Linked DNA regions of Homo sapiens: region 1 is linked to region 2. A link is an interaction called in ENCODE POLR2A ChIA-PET data of the cell type or tissue named here. Cell type or tissue: OCI-LY7. All regions are shown on one strand. Links, peaks and the distances in the headings refer to the core of each region. The heading gives the core; the rest is flanking DNA. Region 1 overlaps FAM114A1 (family with sequence similarity 114 member A1). Region 2 has its middle 46 kb from the start of WDR19.

Region 1 (8,340 bases), core at 208-8,207, 250 kb after region 2:
ATCGCAAGGTCCTCATGGCCATGGACTGCACCTTAGAATACCTGAAGTGGATGATGTGAAAACTCTGTTACCTGTGGCTTCCCCTATCTTCTTATCTTCCACCTTCAAGATGAAATGCCTTTGCTAAATTATCTTAGACATATTGATGTTATACCTTCAGTTCTCATGAAGAGAGAATATAAGAAATGGTAACATGAAGAATATCATGACAAATTTGCACTCAGGAAGACACTACACTGTCCATCATATTTTCTCTTTGTATAAGAACAAATACAGGAAATTTCTTTAAAAATTTAAAACCAGAAAAATATATTTATTTAAATTAAAATTTTGTTTTCAAAGAGAAATAAATAATGTACTGGCAGCCAAGAAGCTCAGAGTTGAGGTCAATACTCAATTACAAAAACTCTATTAGCCATGGGATGTATAAAATATGTATCCTCCCTACCAGCACATTGTTTTCTCCTTATATTGTAATATCCTGCTAATGAAATGCCTTTTATCAAGATATCTCAAATCCTTTTTGGGAGTAGATGCGTTGTGCACTAAAAAAATTCAAGTGGGACGATAAACACGAAGCTTTAAGAATATATTATACTTTAAAAGACCATATAATATAGTGGCTAAAAGCCATACTACTTGGCTTTTAAATTGCAACCCAGACATTCCTGACTTTGGTCAAGGTCTTAGTCTCTCTCTGATTAGCTTCCTTACCTGTAAAGTGCAGCAAACAACAGTTCCTCCATATAGGGTTATTTTGAGGAACAAATGTATTGGAGGAATAAATGAAGCACTTAGAATAGTAAGCACTAAACATGGTTTGCTCACGGGCTAATGTTAAACTCTATTAGTATACAGTACGATCAAAACGTCCTATCCTATTAGGCTTTGGTACTTTGTCTATTCCAATGCAACATACAATGCTTACCTACTGTGGCAGATGCTGACGACAGCAGAGATTTGCCCCAGGATCCCCAGCCTGCCCATCCTCCTCCACTTGGAGGGGAATCCACAGCCTGGAGAAAAACAAATTAGCCACAGGTCAGAAATTCAGTATATCTCTGAATGGAAAAACACCTATTGGTTTGAAACAAAGAGGAGGTTTGGAAAAGAATCACCAACAACCGTATCTAATTGGCTTATAGTTTATAAGGGTCATAAAAGAATATCCCAAACCACACTGCAATGTGTACTTTGGAACCAAATTGATTAGTGCTGATGTTGGCTTCTGAAGGCTTGGTTTGAAGTGAGAAGGGAGTTTGATGTTAACTGAGCCTCGATTCTCTCTTATTATTTAGAAGACAGGGAAAAGGCTGCATGGGAAAAAGATACGCATGAGGGCACAAGAGGGATTTGAAAAAGTTCAAAATGATCTGGACCCAGGCAATTCTTACAGGGCTTAAAAAATGTGCTCTTCAAGGTAGAGTTAACTTTTAAACTCTGGGGCAGTAGGCAGGTGCTTTGGCATGGATGATGGGCAAAGTGTCTAAAAAGCGTCAATACACCTGGCGATGGATGGGCAGTAGTGACAGGAAGGCTTGCAAGGTAGAAACCTTTGATTCAAGGTGCCCTGCTTCACTCATAGTGACTCCTATAACACAGGGATAAGACTGTCCCTGACCTCAGTGGATTCCAATTCGTTTGCCTAGGTTTTTGGAATTGGAACTGAGAGACTGTGGTTCAGTGTGAACTGTGTGCATGAACAGAAGTTGAAAACTCAGGCTATGTGGATGACCCTGTTATATCCACCACGCAGACTAAGAATTAAGAGAAGGCAGAGTGAGCAGAATGGAGACTGGCTTAGAGCTGCTGTTTGGATTCCTGACAGCTTCTCAGTCCCTGGTTTCTGTCCCTCTGAAGGCCCTGCTGCTTTCTGATCTTTGGGTTCTATGAGATTCTCTCATATTCTTGTTCATTTTTTTAAATGTTTTATTCACTGATATACTCTCAGAGCTTAGAAGAGTGCTTGGAATATAATGAATGCTTAATAAATATTTGTTGAATAAATGGCTGAAACTCATCCATTTTCTCAGGTATGCGTGTTTCTGTTACTTGCAACCAATGAGTCCTAACTCAAGTAGGGAACCACAGCTTTCTCTTTCTATCTGGGAACACATTCTAGAAAACAAGGCAAGAATAAATATTCTATGAGTTACCTGTATGGAGAATCATAGCTCTTTTTTACTCAAAAGAGAAGAAGGAAGGAAGGAAAGAAGGAAGGGCGGGCAGAAAGAAAGTAAGGAGGCAGTGGAAAATTCCTACAGAGTTTGTAGATTCCATAACTTTTGACTCACAGCTGGTCCATTAGTCATCCCCAACTCCCAACTCCCTTGCTGTTTTTTTTTGTTTTTTTTTTTGAGACGGAGTCTTGCTCTGTCACCAGGCTGGAGTGCAGTGGTGCGATCTCAGCTCACTGCAAGCTCCACCTCCCGGGTTCACGCCATTCTCCTGCCTCAGCCTCCCAAGTAGCTGAGACTACAGTTGCGCACCACCACGCCTGGCTGATTTTTTCTATTTTAGTAGAGACGAGGTTTCACCATTTTGGCCAGGATGGTCTTGATCTCTTGACCTCATGATCCGCCCCCTTGGCCTCCCAAAGTGCTAGGAATACAGGTGTGAGCCACCATGCCCAGCCTCCCTTGTTATTTTCTACCCTTGCAGATAAGGATGGCCATATGAAACAGTTTTCAACCAATGAGATATATAAATGGAAAAGTTTTTGCTTTCATGATACATTATAGTTACAGCGAGTGCCCACTCTTTCCCCTTCTCTTTTTTCTGCCCTGAATGTGGACCTGAAGCTTCAAATTGAAGCAGTCATTTTTGCTGCCTCAAGGGAAAGGCCAAGGAGTCTCAGTCACTGGTCCTGGCTCCGCTGAGCTACTAAACCAACATAAGTAGCTGCCTATCTCCATTCTTTGTATTAAGTGAGAGAAAAAAAATCACTATTTTGTGAACTACTATATGTTGGATTTTAGTTACTTTGACTCAAAAGCATTCCTAACTGATTCAAATGCCACCCATCAGTGTAGAGTACTGGTTGAGACTGAGTTATGGAAGTTAAATTGCTTGGGTTTGACTCCAGGCTCTACTGTTTTGGACAACAAGTTACTCAAATTGTTTTAAGCCTTCATTTCCTCATTATAAAATGCAAACAATAGTGGCATAAGAGCCATAAGTATAGGAACCAATAACCTCACCGGTTCGTGAAGATCAAAAGAAATAATTCATATAATGTTGCGAGCATAGTGCCTGGCATATAAGAAGTACTCCAAAAGTGTGAGCTAGAAATAATAAGAAGAAACTATGCTTTTAAGACTAAGAAGCAAAAAGCTTTGAAAGTTAGCTGTCATTTTTTTTTTCTTTCTGTCTGGAAACAATGAGAAGCTTGTTAACATGAATGGAAATATTCATGACTCATCACTGCCTGCTTTCATTTTTGGTGTCTACATTGATTTACTTCACTTCAGCAATGGAATCCAGTAGCAATTTTACACCATTATGAAGACAGATGGAAATCAGTGATTAATATCATTCTTTCACAGGACAAATCACTACCTATGATTAGGAAGAGTTAATACAATTAGAGGTGACAGCTTCTGACTCAAATTTATAATATTTATTATGTTCTGACAGCTGGTAATTGACTAGCAAATGGAAATAAATGTTAAATGAGTCTAGAACTTTTTGCTGTATAATAAGTGACTACTTCAATTGCTTTATTAATAAAGTCCTTTGACATTGAGCTGTGACTTCTTGATCAGCTATAAATATGTTATCAAATGGTAAATATTCAAATGATTAAATACACATATTTAATATAAAAAATGTTAAGCATGAATTATAAATATATCTCATCATGAATATGGTCTCCACTTTAAATGGACTTAATGTCACACAATTAGGAGATGCTACAACAGGCAGCATGGAGCTGCTCAGATTGCCTATTACCAATAGAGGGATTTAAAGACGTTTTTCTCACCCTTCCCCCATAACTCCCACCTCCTTCCATAGACAACTTCACATCCTAATACATAGAGGAAAAAAAGCCATCAGATGAGAACTCTCTCAGCTTCCTGCCTGCTCCCCATAACTCTTATAACAGCAAATTAGATTTGGCTTAATCAAAAGGGATATTCAAAACTCAACTGGAAATCATTTAAACATCTAAACCTTTGTGTGGTACTAAGAAAGAATGTAGGATTCCATCAAGTTCACAGTTCTTTTTTCTTTTTAGGAGACAGAGTCTCGCTCTGTTGCCCAAGCTGGAGTGTGTGGTATGATAATAGCTCACTACATCCTCCAACTCCTGGGCTTAAGTGATCTTCCTGCCTCAGCCTCCCAAGTAGCTGAGATTACAGGCATGCACCACCACACTTAGGTAATTTTTAAAAATTATTTTTTGTAGAGACAGGATCTCACTATGTTGCCCAGGCTGGTCTTGATCTCATGGCCTCAAGTGATCCTTCTATCTTGGTCTCTCGAAGTGCTAGGATTACGGGTGACTGCACCTGGCCCAAGTTCAACGTTCTTTAAATAGGAAAGACATTTTCATATCTAGTATCCCATTTAAAGGTCTTTATCATTAAATAGAAAATGCATTTATTTTAAGCTATCAAGTTTAAAGGTATTATTAGATAGAAAAAAGTAAAATCCCAGAACTCCATCAAATTCAAAGGCCTTTATCATTTAGATGGAAAACATATGTACTTATCTTAAAGCTGAAGGAGCAACTTGGTTCTTCTATTTCCTTGAGCAGATCAAGAATCAGGTGCTGCGTATAACTTGTATCCAGGGATGTGGGCAATGAAACCTGTGAGTTTTGTAACTCATAGGGTGATCAACACTTTTTAATTTTTGTAACTCATGACATAGCTACGCTAAAAAGGGGGTCAGTATGACAGCTGGGAGGATGAAAATTGCTCTGGAGTCTGAAACTCTTGTCAAAATATCTGATTGAAAATGGCCTCAGTTATTTCCAGCTAATTTTCTTCCTTGGTAAGTATGCATCATTCAACTTTGGGAAGATTTAAAAATTAAACATAGAAAGGTTGAAAGCATGGAAGATACGCTATTCATATTTTTGGGCATATTTGTTCTTTTCTGTACTACTAATGTTGAAGGAATCTGACCTATTAGAGTGACAGTTTTTGAAAATCAATCAAAAATGAATAATTGAATTATTAGACTTCTGATTTTAAGCTGAAATCATCCCAAGTTTCCGCACATTATTAAGAGTCTTTAAGTCAACTCTGTAAATTTATTTTAGTAGCTTTATAACAATTATTAAGTACTTAGCAAGGTTTTGTATAAGTAGATAATTCAGGTACTTTAAAAGGAAGTAGAATATATTATAAATGCAGTTTAAAGTATTTAAACGTGTGTAACTTGGTAAAAAGGACCAAATCAAACATTAACCAAAAGTACCTTGAAAGTGACTGTTTGATTTTGCTGGACTTCTAAACAGTGAGATTTGTGAGATTCACGTGAAGCCTAAGGATTGGGTTTTTCAGTTTGTCATCTTCATAGATGGAACACGAATTGTTTAAACCCAATTAAACATTTGAGTAGTTCTTTTTATGCACAAAATATACACAGGCCTACACCAAAAACCCATCTAAACACAAATTAAGTACACTACCCTGCGATTCACAATTACTTCCTCCCTCTCATTATTATGGAAATGCACCTTCCTCTTAGGTACCATAGCACCTCCACCTACACATCTCCCGATCTGGTTAGGTTGGTTTTACTCTCTCCTAGCTTTTCGGCCTTTTTCTATGCAAGCTGCTTCCCTGTACAGGCTACATTCCTTTTTTTTTTTTTTTTTTGAGACGGAGTCTCGCTCTGTCTCCCAGGCTGGAGTGCAGTGGTGTGATTTTGGTTCACTGCAGCCTCCACCTCCTGGGCTCAAGCGATTCTCCTGCCTCAGCCTTCTGAGTAGCTGGGATTACAGGCACCCACCACCATGCCCGGCTAATTTTTGTATTTTTAGTGGAGACAGGGTTTCACCTTGTTGGCCAGGCTGGTCTTGAACTCCTGACCTCAGGTGATCTGCCCGCCTCGGCCTCCCAAAGTGCTGGAATTACAGGTGTGAGCCACTGTGCCCGGCCCAGGCTACATTTCTATACATGCTTTCTATATAGGTTACATTTAATCATGCACATGATTCCTCTATCTTAAAGCCAACAAATGAAAATCACGACATGAACAAAATGTGTCTTTCAAACTTATCTGGTGTCTGCTCCACATCTTTCTTCTTTGTCTCTTAAAAAAGGTGCTTATAGTGGCCGGGCACCATAGCTCACACCTGTAAACCCAGCACTTTGGGAGGCCAAGGTGGGCAAATCACCTGAGGTCAGGAGTTTGAGACCAGCCTGGCCAAAAAGGTGAAACCCCGTCTCTACTAAAAATACAAAAATTAGCCGGGTGTGGTGGCGCATGCTGTAATCCCGGCTACTCGGGAGGCTGAGGCAGGAGAATCGCTTAAACCCAGGAGGCGGAGGTTGCAGTGAGCTGAGATCGTGCCACTGCACTCCAGCCTGGGAGGCAGAGTGAGACTCTGTCTCAAAAAAAAAAAAAAAAAGGTGCTTATCTTCTGTATTCACCTCCCTTGTCCATCCTCCCTCCACAGCAAGACTCCTGTGCCACTACTTCATGAAATCGTTCTCATCAAGGTCAAGTGGCTTCCTGTTGTCAAAGCCACGGACTCATTTTAGTCTTTTTATTACTTACTTGACCTCTCGGTAGCATCCAAAGCTCACCCACTTTTACATCTGCCTTAGAGTGTTCTATTCTGATGGCCTATCTTCTGACTCTCACTTTTTTTCCTTTTTACCATCTTTTAGTATGATTTCAGTTATTTACATTAGAATGCTTCTACATGCATATTGTGACATTATGGGTGCTTCTCAAATTAACCTACAATCCAAGTGCTGTCAGCATTCCAATAAAATATGCACAGTCCAGGGTGGTCAGCCAGCATTCTAATCAGGAAAGCCATACTCTGGAGGCAGCTATTTATAGAGGTTCTATTATCTGTATCTGGTAACATCTGATGCTTTACCAATTACCACACCTAACTGCAAAAATGGGTTTTAATTGGTACACATGGTGGACTATTTACTAGCATTCTCAATATCTGAAAGGGGTTCTAGATGGTAAAAATAAAGGTATTCAAGGAGCTGGCTTCGGTGGCACACTCCTATAATCTCAGCACTTTGGGAGGCCGAGGCAGGAGGATCACTTGAGGCCAGGAGTTCAAGACCAGCCTGGGCAACATGGCAAGATCTGGTCTCTACAGAAAAATTAAAAAATTAGCCAGGCGTGGTGGCATGCACATGTAGTCCTATCTATTTGGTAAGGTGAAGCAAGAGGATCACTTGAATGCAAGAGTTCAAGACTGCAGTGAGCTATGATCTTGCTACTTCACTCCAGCCTGGGCAACAGAGAGAGAGAGAGACTATTTTTTTAAAACAGGACGGGGCCGGGCTTTGTGGCTCATGTCTGTAATTCCAGCACTTTGGGAGGTCGTGATGGGTGGATCACCTGAGGTCAGGAGTTCAAGACCAGCCTGGCTAACATGGTGAAACCTGGTCTCTACTTAAAATACAAAAATTAGCTTGGCATGGTGGCAGATGCCGGTAGTCCCAGCTACTCTGGAGGCTGAGGCAAGAGAATCACTTGAATCTGGGAGGCAGAGGTTGCAGTGAGCCGAGATCATGCCACTGCACTCCAGCCTGGCGATAGAGGGAGACCCTATCTCAAATAAATAAATAAATATAAATAAAAATTTTTAAAAGTATTCAAGATGTGTAAATAGTTAAGTATATTTTCTGCTCCTCCCAGTTTTATATGAATAGGGTGTTACAAAGGATTTTGCCCTGTGTAAATGGTCTTCCATCCATCTTTCAACTCTGGGGAATTCTGGTGACTTGATGCCAGCTATCAGGGAAGAAACCTTAGCTCTGAAATCCAGACAGTTGCCTTGAGTAAACCTTTCATTCAAGATGGTGATCAAAGCACCTAAACAATGGGATGTTCTCAAGCCTACATGAGAAAGAGTTCTCATACACCATTTTCAACTCTCTTGTTAATTACCGTTTCATTTAAAAATGTCAGTGTGGTACAATGTGATCTGAAACTTGATTTCGCTTATAGAATGTGGTAGTGGTGAGATTGTACTATAAATTCTTTGCTAGCTACCATAATCTATTTAAAAAGCAAAACAAAACCCTAAGAGCTGTGCCCAACCAAACTGGCTTAGAGACAGAAACCTTCCAGGGCTGAGGGCTTGGCCTCTGTTGTTATTTATATGTTAACACCTGAGCCATCTTACCC
Region 2 (8,340 bases), core at 140-8,139:
AGAATAAGTTGCCAGCATGCGGGTCCATCACCCTGAAATAGTTTGTATTTCCTACAAAGACACTTATCTATAAAACCATAATACAATCATAAAAGTTAGGCAGTAAACACTGATACATTACTATCATCTAATTCACAGAGCCATTCAAGTTGACAGTTGTTTCAATAATGTCCTTTATAGCGAAAGGATTCAATCCAGGATTATGCACTGCTTGTAGCTGTCATGTTTCTTTTTTGTTTCGTTTGAGACAGGGTCTCACTTTGTCACTGAGGCTGGAGTGCAGTGGGGTGATCTTGGCTCATGGCAGCCTCGACCTCCTGGGTTCAAGCAATCCTCCTGCCCCAGCCCCCCCCAAGTAGCTGGGAATACAGGCATGCACCACCACACCCTGCTAATTTTTGTTTATTTTTTAGAGATGGGGTTTTGCCATGTTGCCCAGGCTGGTCTCGAACTCCTGAGCTTAAGTGATCCGCCTGCTTCGGCCTCCCAAAGTGCTGGGATTGCAGGTGTGAGCCACCGCGCCCAGCCTCATGTCTCTTTTGTCTTTGATCTAGTACAGTTACTCAGTCTTTCCTCAGATCTCATCCCTTAGCACATTTGAAAGTTCCAAGCTAGCTATTCTGTAGGATGACCTGCCATTTTAGTTTGTCTGGTGTTTTATCATGATTAGATCCAGATTATGCATCTTTGGCAGGAACATCACAGAAGTGATACTATTGCGTCCTCTCATTGCATCCTATCATGTGAAGTAAGATTTTTTAAAGAAATAGATTTTGTTTTTTAGGTTCACAGCAAAATTGAGCGGAAGGTACAGAGTTCACATATATCCCCTGCCTTACACATGCATAGCCTTCCCCCGTTATCAACCTCCCCCGCCAGAGTGCTACATTTGTTACAACTGAGGCCCACATTGATGCATCATCACCTAAAGTCCACAGTTTATATTAGGGTCCAGTCTTGGTGTGGTACATTCTGTGAGTTTGGACAAACGCATAATGACATGCACCCATAATTATAGTGTCATACAGAATAGTTTCACTGCCCTGAAAAAACCCTGTGCTCTGTCTGCTCATCCTTCCCTCTCCCCTAACCCCTAGTGCCCACCGATCTTTTTACTGTCTCCATAGTTTAGGCAAGATTATCATTTGTCCCAGTATTGATGATGGGCTTTTCTTTTTTTTTTTTTTTTTGAGATGGAGTTTCATTCTTGATGCCCAGGCTGGAGTGCAGTGGTGTGATCTCGGCTCACTGCAACCTCCGTCTCCTGGATTCAAGCAATTCTCCTGCCTCAGCCTCCCGAGTAGCTGGGATTACAGGCGTCTGCCAACATGCTCAGCTAATTTTTGTATTTTTAGTAGAGAGGGGGTTTCACCATGTTGGACAGGCCGGTCTCCAACTCCTGACCTCAGGTGATCCACCTGCCTTGGCCTCCCAAAGTGCTGGGATTACAGGCGTGAGCCACCACGCCCAGCTGATGGTGTGCAGTTTGATGACTTAATTAAGGTGATGTCTGCAAGGCTTCTCAACTGAAAGTTACTCTCTGACCTTTGAAAAAAATAAATATTTGGGGGGAGCTACTTTAAAACGATGTAAACATCTTGTTCCTCATCAAACTTTCAATTTATGTATTTATTTTATTTATATTTATATGCGTTCCTATTTTATTCAAATGGTTATAGTTCATGGTTCTCATTTTTTAATTTAATTTTTTTAACTTATTTTAAGTTCAGGGGTACATGTGCAGGTTTGTGACATAGGTATACTTGTGTCATGGAGGTTTCTTGTACAGATTAATTAATCACTCAGGTATTAAGCCTAGTACCCATTAGCTATTTTTCCTGATCCTCTCCCTCCTCCCACCCTCCACCCTCCATTAGGCCCCAGTGTATGTTGTTCCCCTCTATGTGTCCATGAGTTCTCATCATTTAGCTCCTACTTATAAGTGAGAACATCCAGTATTTGGTTTTCTGTTCCTGTGTTAGTTTGCTAAGGATAATGGCCTCCAGCTCCATCCGTGTCCCTGCAAAGGACATGGTCTCATTATTTTTTATGGCTGCATAGTATTCCATGGTGTGCATGTATTACATTTTCTTTATTCAGTCTATCATTGATGGGCATTTAGGGTGATTCCATGTCTTTGCTATTGTGAATAGTGCTGCGATGAACATACATGTGCATATGTCTTTATAATAGAATGATTTCTGTTCCTTCGAGTATATACCCAGTAATGGTATTGCTGGGTCAAATGGTATTTCTGTTTTTAGGTCTTTGAGGAATCACCACACCATCTTCCACAATGGCTGAACTAATTTACACTCCCACCAACAGTGCATAAGTGCTTTTTCACTTGTGTGTAACTTGTGTGTAAAAGGAGCACTTCAGTGTATAAGTGCTCCTTTTTCCTTGCCAGCATCTGTTATTCTTTGACTTTGTAATAATAGTGTGGTGTGAGATGGTATCTCATTGTGGTTTTGATTTGCTTTTCTGTAATGATCAGTGATGCTGAGCTTTTTTTCATGGATTCTTGGTGCATGTATGTCTTCTCTTGAAAAGTGTCCGTTCTTGTCCTTTGCCCACTTTTTAATGGAGTTGTTTTTTTCTTGTAAATTTGTTTAAGTTCCATATAGATGCTGGCTATTAGATCTTATTTATTTTTATGCTTAAATTGTCTCCTATTTGGCCAGTGGAAGCCCATCCAACTGGGCCACAATGTCTTCATCAGTCTTTGAGCACAACCTCGTTTTTTGGTTAGATGGTAAGATGTTCCCGGTTCACCTTGTATTTTCCATGCCCCAGCTCTGGAATCAGCCATTTCTCCAAGATATTTTATTCTTTGTTTGTTTGTTTTTGTTTGAGACAGGGTCTCATTCCATCACCCAGGCTGGGGTGCAGCAACGTGATCAGGGTTCACTGCAGCCTCGACCTCCTGGGCTCAATCTTCCCACCTCAGCCTCCCAAGTAGCTGGGACTACAGGTGTGCACCACCATGCTCAGATAATTTTTTATTTATTTTTTGTAGAGACAGGGACTCACTATATTGCCCAGGATGGTCTCAAACTCCTGGGCTCAAGTGATCCTCCCCACTTTGGCCTCCCAAAGTGAAGATCATTCTTTTTTTTTTTGTAAAAATTGGTATTTAGAAGCCAAGACCTGGACATGAGGTGTGTTTATTGCTATTCTCAGGCTGGCTCAGTTCAGAGTTAAGGAATATCTGTTGGTCTGTATCTGTCTACCTAAGGAATATCTGTTGGTCTATATCTGTCTACTTATCTTTCTATACACACACACGCACATATTTGCATATGTATTTATTAATCTATTATCTCTATCTTGAAAACCGTGAGTTTACAACAATATGCCGAATTCCAATTCAACACCACGGGGGTCATCCTTGTTTTTTCCTCTGCTGTATTTGTAACTTCCTTCTCCAACAGTGAAAACCTTGTCTTTCATTTTCCTTAAGATAATTACTAGTTTGATCAATCTTCTATGGAAACAATCTCCAATTTCTGCTACCACACCCACTCCGGCCCAGATGCCCATGTTTTCCTGCTTGGCTCTCACTCTCCTTTCCAGGCAGTTCTCCGTCGTGGATGGCCTCCTTGCAACGCTTGGGCTCTGAAAGCCCACACCATGCACAGGGGTGCTGTCCTCTCCCTCCCTGGGCCCTGGCTAACTAGCCACTGCAGGCTGTCCCCTGGACAGGCACCTTCCCCATCGTGCCCAGGCTCTAATCCCCCAGGTGCTGGGCTGTTCTCAGGTGTGGATATCTCCCTCATCCTACTCAGGCTCTGACAGTCCGGGCCAGGCTGCCGTGCTGTGTGGACGCTGTCCTTACTCTGATGGGGGTCTGAGACCCTGTGCCAGGTCACCCACCCTGTAGCCCACCCTCTTCACCCTGCTTGGACTCCAATACCCCACATTGGGTCACCATGAGTCCTCTCGACACCACTGTGGATGCCATCCTTCCTATACACTACCTAATGGCTTTAGGCCTGAATTATTAAGGAAGGGGCTGGGTATGGTGGCTCACGCCTATAATCGCAGCACTTTGGGAGGCTGAGGCAGGCAGATCACCTGAGGTCAGGAGTTGGAGACCAGCCTGGCCAACATGGTGAAACCGCGTCTCTACTAAAAATACAAAAATTAGCCAGACTTGGTGGTGGGCACCTGTAATCCCAGCTACTCGGGAGGCTGAGACAGGAGAATCTCTTGAACCCGGCAGGTGGAGGTTGCAGTGAGCAGAGATCATGTCACTGACTCCAGCCTGGGTGACAGAGAAAGACTCAGTTAAAAAAAAAATTATTATTATTAAGGAAGGGAAATGATTTTTAAAAATAAACTTTAAATTATTTAAGTACTATCTATGTTTTGAGTAGATTTTTTTTCATGTCTTTGAGCTACCTTAGCTCTGAGAACATAGTGGCGATCTCACACACACACACACACACACACACACACACACACGTGTTAGAATGAATTGAATCACTGTCCCTTTTTGGACCATATCATAATTCGGCCGTGTCTGGTACTGCTGATAAACATATACGCCAGTTTGTTTGTTTTTTGAGATGGAGTTTTGCTCTTGTTGCCCAGGCTGGAGTGCAATGGTGTGATTTCGGCTTACTGCAACCTCTGCCCCCCAGGTTCAAGTGATTCTCCTGCCTCAGCCTCCCAAGTAGCTGGGATTACAGGAGCGCACCAACACGTCCGGCTAATTTTTGTATTTTTAGTAGAGACAGGGTTTCACCACCTTGGCCAGGCTGGTCTCGAACTCCTGACTTCAGGTGATCCACCCGCCATGGCCTCCCAAAGTGCTAGGATTACAGGCATGAGCCACCGCGCCCGGCCCACACCAGTTTTTAATTAGTGCTTCTCATCTACAAATCCAGTCTTCATTACCTGCTCAGTCAACGTGGACATGAGCCTTTTTCTCCTTCGCCAGTCTGCACAGTGCTAATTTTGTCGGTAGAGGGTGCTGGAGACATTGCAGAAGGAAGGGGAGAGGCACTCTGCTGCGGGTTCTGAGCGTCCCCGCCCACTACTGATTAGCTGGGCCATTTCTCAGGGTTGTGTTTGCAGCGAGAAATCTCCAGGACAAAGAGCAGGATAGCCTACCACTTACTATAAAAGCAGTGGATTTCCCAAGCTCCGTGGATTTCCACCTGGGATCCTCTGTCTTGTTCCTGTGGGAATTGAAGGGCACAGGGAAGTGACCCCAACACGATATTCCTACTGCTTTCTGTGCCTTCAGTAATAAAATCCTTTTCCTTCAACCCATGGATGTCTTCTGCCAGCATCCATGAAACCATAACAGGTCAGCTTATTAGCTCCAGTAGGGCAAAAGCAAATCTCAGATCCTGATAACCAGCCAATCCTTTCTGAGTCCAATCCTCTGTTATGGGACATGATTATTTATTTAAAATCTTCCCTGTTCAGATTACCCTGTGATTTCTGTCTCCCAACTGGACTCTGTCTGATACATCACAGCAGCAGACGCATCCTCCTTAGGTGGCTATTCATAGTCCTTAGAATTGTAAAGCATTTGGCTCCCTTCAATGACATGAAACTTCTAATAATGGGTTTATGACTTCCTGCTAATGGCTCATGCTCTCATTTCCATTCATGACTGCTCCACTCAGCATCCCTGCTCTCTGCTTTATTGACAGCAACAGCCCTCTGCACCCAAGTCATTAACTATGCCATCCTTTCTAAAATGCCCTTCTTTTGTCCTTTCACAGAACATATTTAAAAAGAAAATAGAAAGGCACTTATGAAACCTCTCTGTGTGTGTATCCATTCAGGCACACCATAGGCAGAATTATATAGCCTGTTTCTACTCACTAAAAGTAAAAACTTAAAATGTAGCACAGATGTGGTGAGGATGTATCTTGGCATCAAGTATGTATCATCCTGTGTAATGTAGACAGCTTAAACTCACCTCCATGTAGCAATCTTGCAAAGATTTTTTAAAAGGCTCTAAGGTCATACAGATCTGGTTGGTTTTGAAATTTGGCTCTGACATTTACTAGCTAGTTTGCGTATCATTAACTGGGAATAGTCATATCTACTTCATACAGCTGTTGTAAAAATTAAATGAGTTAACATACATATGAAATGCTTACTTAGTACAGTGTCTGTCACATATCAAGTTGACTCAACCTCCCTATGTTAAAATAATCAAATGAACAAGTCTAAAGCAATTTAATAAAATATGAATTTTTAACTCAATTTCACTTAGGTGCCTCCACAGCTAAGATAGTCCCTAATTGTTTTCAGACCCAGAGAAAACTTTCTCAGAGGCTCTTAGAGACTTTCTCAGGGTGGCCCTGACATGTGGAGCTCAGGCCCTCATTCCTCGGTCTTTCACCCCATGCTCTCTTCTTTCAATTACTTTCTTATCATTGGAAGCTTTACCTTGGCTTACCATTTTCTTTGCTAGTATTTGCTACCATTTTCTTTGTAGTTTTTTCCCTCATTCTCATCCTCTCGGAGGCCTCATATTCTAGGTGACGGAAGAATGATCCCCCATGCACAGGTTGGAAATGTTTTCTGTAAATGTCAAGAAAAAGATATAGTCGCTGTCACAGCTATTCAACTTTGTTGTCATAACACAAAAGCTGCTACAGACATCAACAAATGAGCATGTCTGTGTTCCAATAAAACTTTATTTATAAAAACAAATAGCAGACAGAGTTGACCTGTGGGCTGTAGTTTGCTGACTATAGAGCTATAGTTTCTAGGTCTTTTGACCTAGAATGCTGAGGTATAATATTATATTGGGCATTTTTCTCTATCTTTGTCCTTCAGAAAGGTGCTCATTTAAATATGTATTTGTTTGGGAACTTTGCCTTACTACAGATAAAAAATTTTTTTTTAATTAAAAACTTTTTTTTTTTTTTTTAGGAAATGGGGTCTTGCTATGTTGTCCAGGCTGGTTTTGAACTCCTGGCCTCAAGCAATCCTCCTGCCTCAGCCTCCCAAAGCACTTGGGTTACAGGTGTGAGTCATACAGATGAAACCCTTAATTTTAAGTATATTCCTTATGCCAATAATACTTATCACATTTTTATCATGAACTTTAATTGAATAGTTCTACCTGGCTCCCTGGGAGTCTATACTCACAGGTTATTATATGAATGTACATAATTCAGTGCAAAAAAATCTTTAGCTCAAATCTTAAAGCACAATGTAATTAGTTGAAAAAATGACAATGTGCTAAATACCATTAACTATGCAGTATCAGCAAACAACCAAGAATCATAAATTAGCATAATTTTTAACACTTTGATTTAATCTAAAACATCTGCTGGATAAGCCAAAGAAAAATTGACCTGAATAATTTTTATTACTAACAAGAGAGAATAATTTTAAAATTATGACTATTAAAATATATAATATTAAGTTATTATTTTATTATGGTCAGACGACTTGTCACCAGTGTGCAGATGTGGATGGACTGTGGTTTTGATTCCTGCGACTAGACTATCATTTAACATTTTTAGGTATTACAATACTTTCTGAAATGCTCATTATTTAACAGATTATAGTAATGGCAGTCAATATAGTGAGCAATATGAAAGACTAGATAGAATTAGAGAAGAAAGTCTTTCACCATATTTTGAGTAATTATAGAATTGCTTAGTGTAATGAAATGAACACGTTTTAGCATTGTTGAAGGGAATATGAATGAGAAATGTACTAAAATTGTGTAGCTAGGGCGTTTCCCTTGTGCTATTTTCTGTGGGCATTTATTTTTCTGCTTAAATACCTTTCAGAAAGATAGTCTTCCTTGACTGGTAGAAAATGACAATGAAAATATCAAGGCCTAGAGTTTTCTTTTCCTTTCTTTTTTTTTTTTCTTTGAGATGAGGTCTCACTCTGTCGCCCAGGCTGGAGTGCAGTGCGGTGATCTCGGCTTACTGCAACCTCTGCTCCTGGGCTCAAGTGAGCCTCCCAACTCAGCCTCCTAAGTAGCTGGGACTACAGGTGCGCACCATGGCACCTGGCCACTTTTTTTATTTTTAGTAGAGACAGAGTTTTGCCATTTTGCCCAGACTGGTCTCGAACTTGTGAGCTCAAGTGATTCACCCGCCTCAGCTTTCCAAAGTGCTGGGATTACAAGAGTGAGCCAACACGCCCAGTTTAGAGTTTTCTTTGTGGGAAGATTTTCTTTAAATAAATAGGATTATTCAGATTCCTTTTTCAAGTAACGTGAATCTGGGCTGCAGCTTTCCGGGGAGACTGGTTTGTGGTCACCTCTTCCTGGACATTCCAATGCATTTCCTTTCCTTTTTTTGTAGTCTCCTGATAATGGGGAGTGAGGTAGGTGTTCTTCTG

What was found. Peaks named below come from ENCODE experiments on the same cell type or tissue, not always from the same donor. Only the 100,000 strongest peaks of a DNase experiment are listed, where the experiment ranks them.
Region 1: POLR2A ChIA-PET joins it to region 2 with 13 read pairs; 5 of 35 experiments call an interaction of 5 or more read pairs at or near these places.

The regions. Positions count from the first base shown.
Region 1 is chr4:38,884,419-38,892,758 of GRCh38, reverse strand. FAM114A1 (family with sequence similarity 114 member A1) reads right to left here. Exons shown (of 15, transcript NM_138389.4): 4 at 929-1,016. Among named protein-coding and RNA genes, the nearest start is that of MIR574, 21 kb to the right of the region's middle. RefSeq lists enhancers at 1,647-1,816, 7,876-8,045. In OCI-LY7, for the core only: no CTCF peak of the experiment used is centred there; no DNase peak of the experiment used is centred there.
Region 2 is chr4:39,132,133-39,140,472 of GRCh38, reverse strand. It overlaps a transcript of KLHL5 not described here. Among named protein-coding and RNA genes, the nearest start is that of WDR19, 46 kb to the left of the region's middle. RefSeq lists a silencer at 4,862-4,911. In OCI-LY7, for the core only: a CTCF peak has its summit at 4,969 (motif pointing right); DNase peaks (open chromatin) are centred at 4,982 and 5,572; H3K4me3 peaks cover 541 bases; H3K27ac peaks cover 932 bases.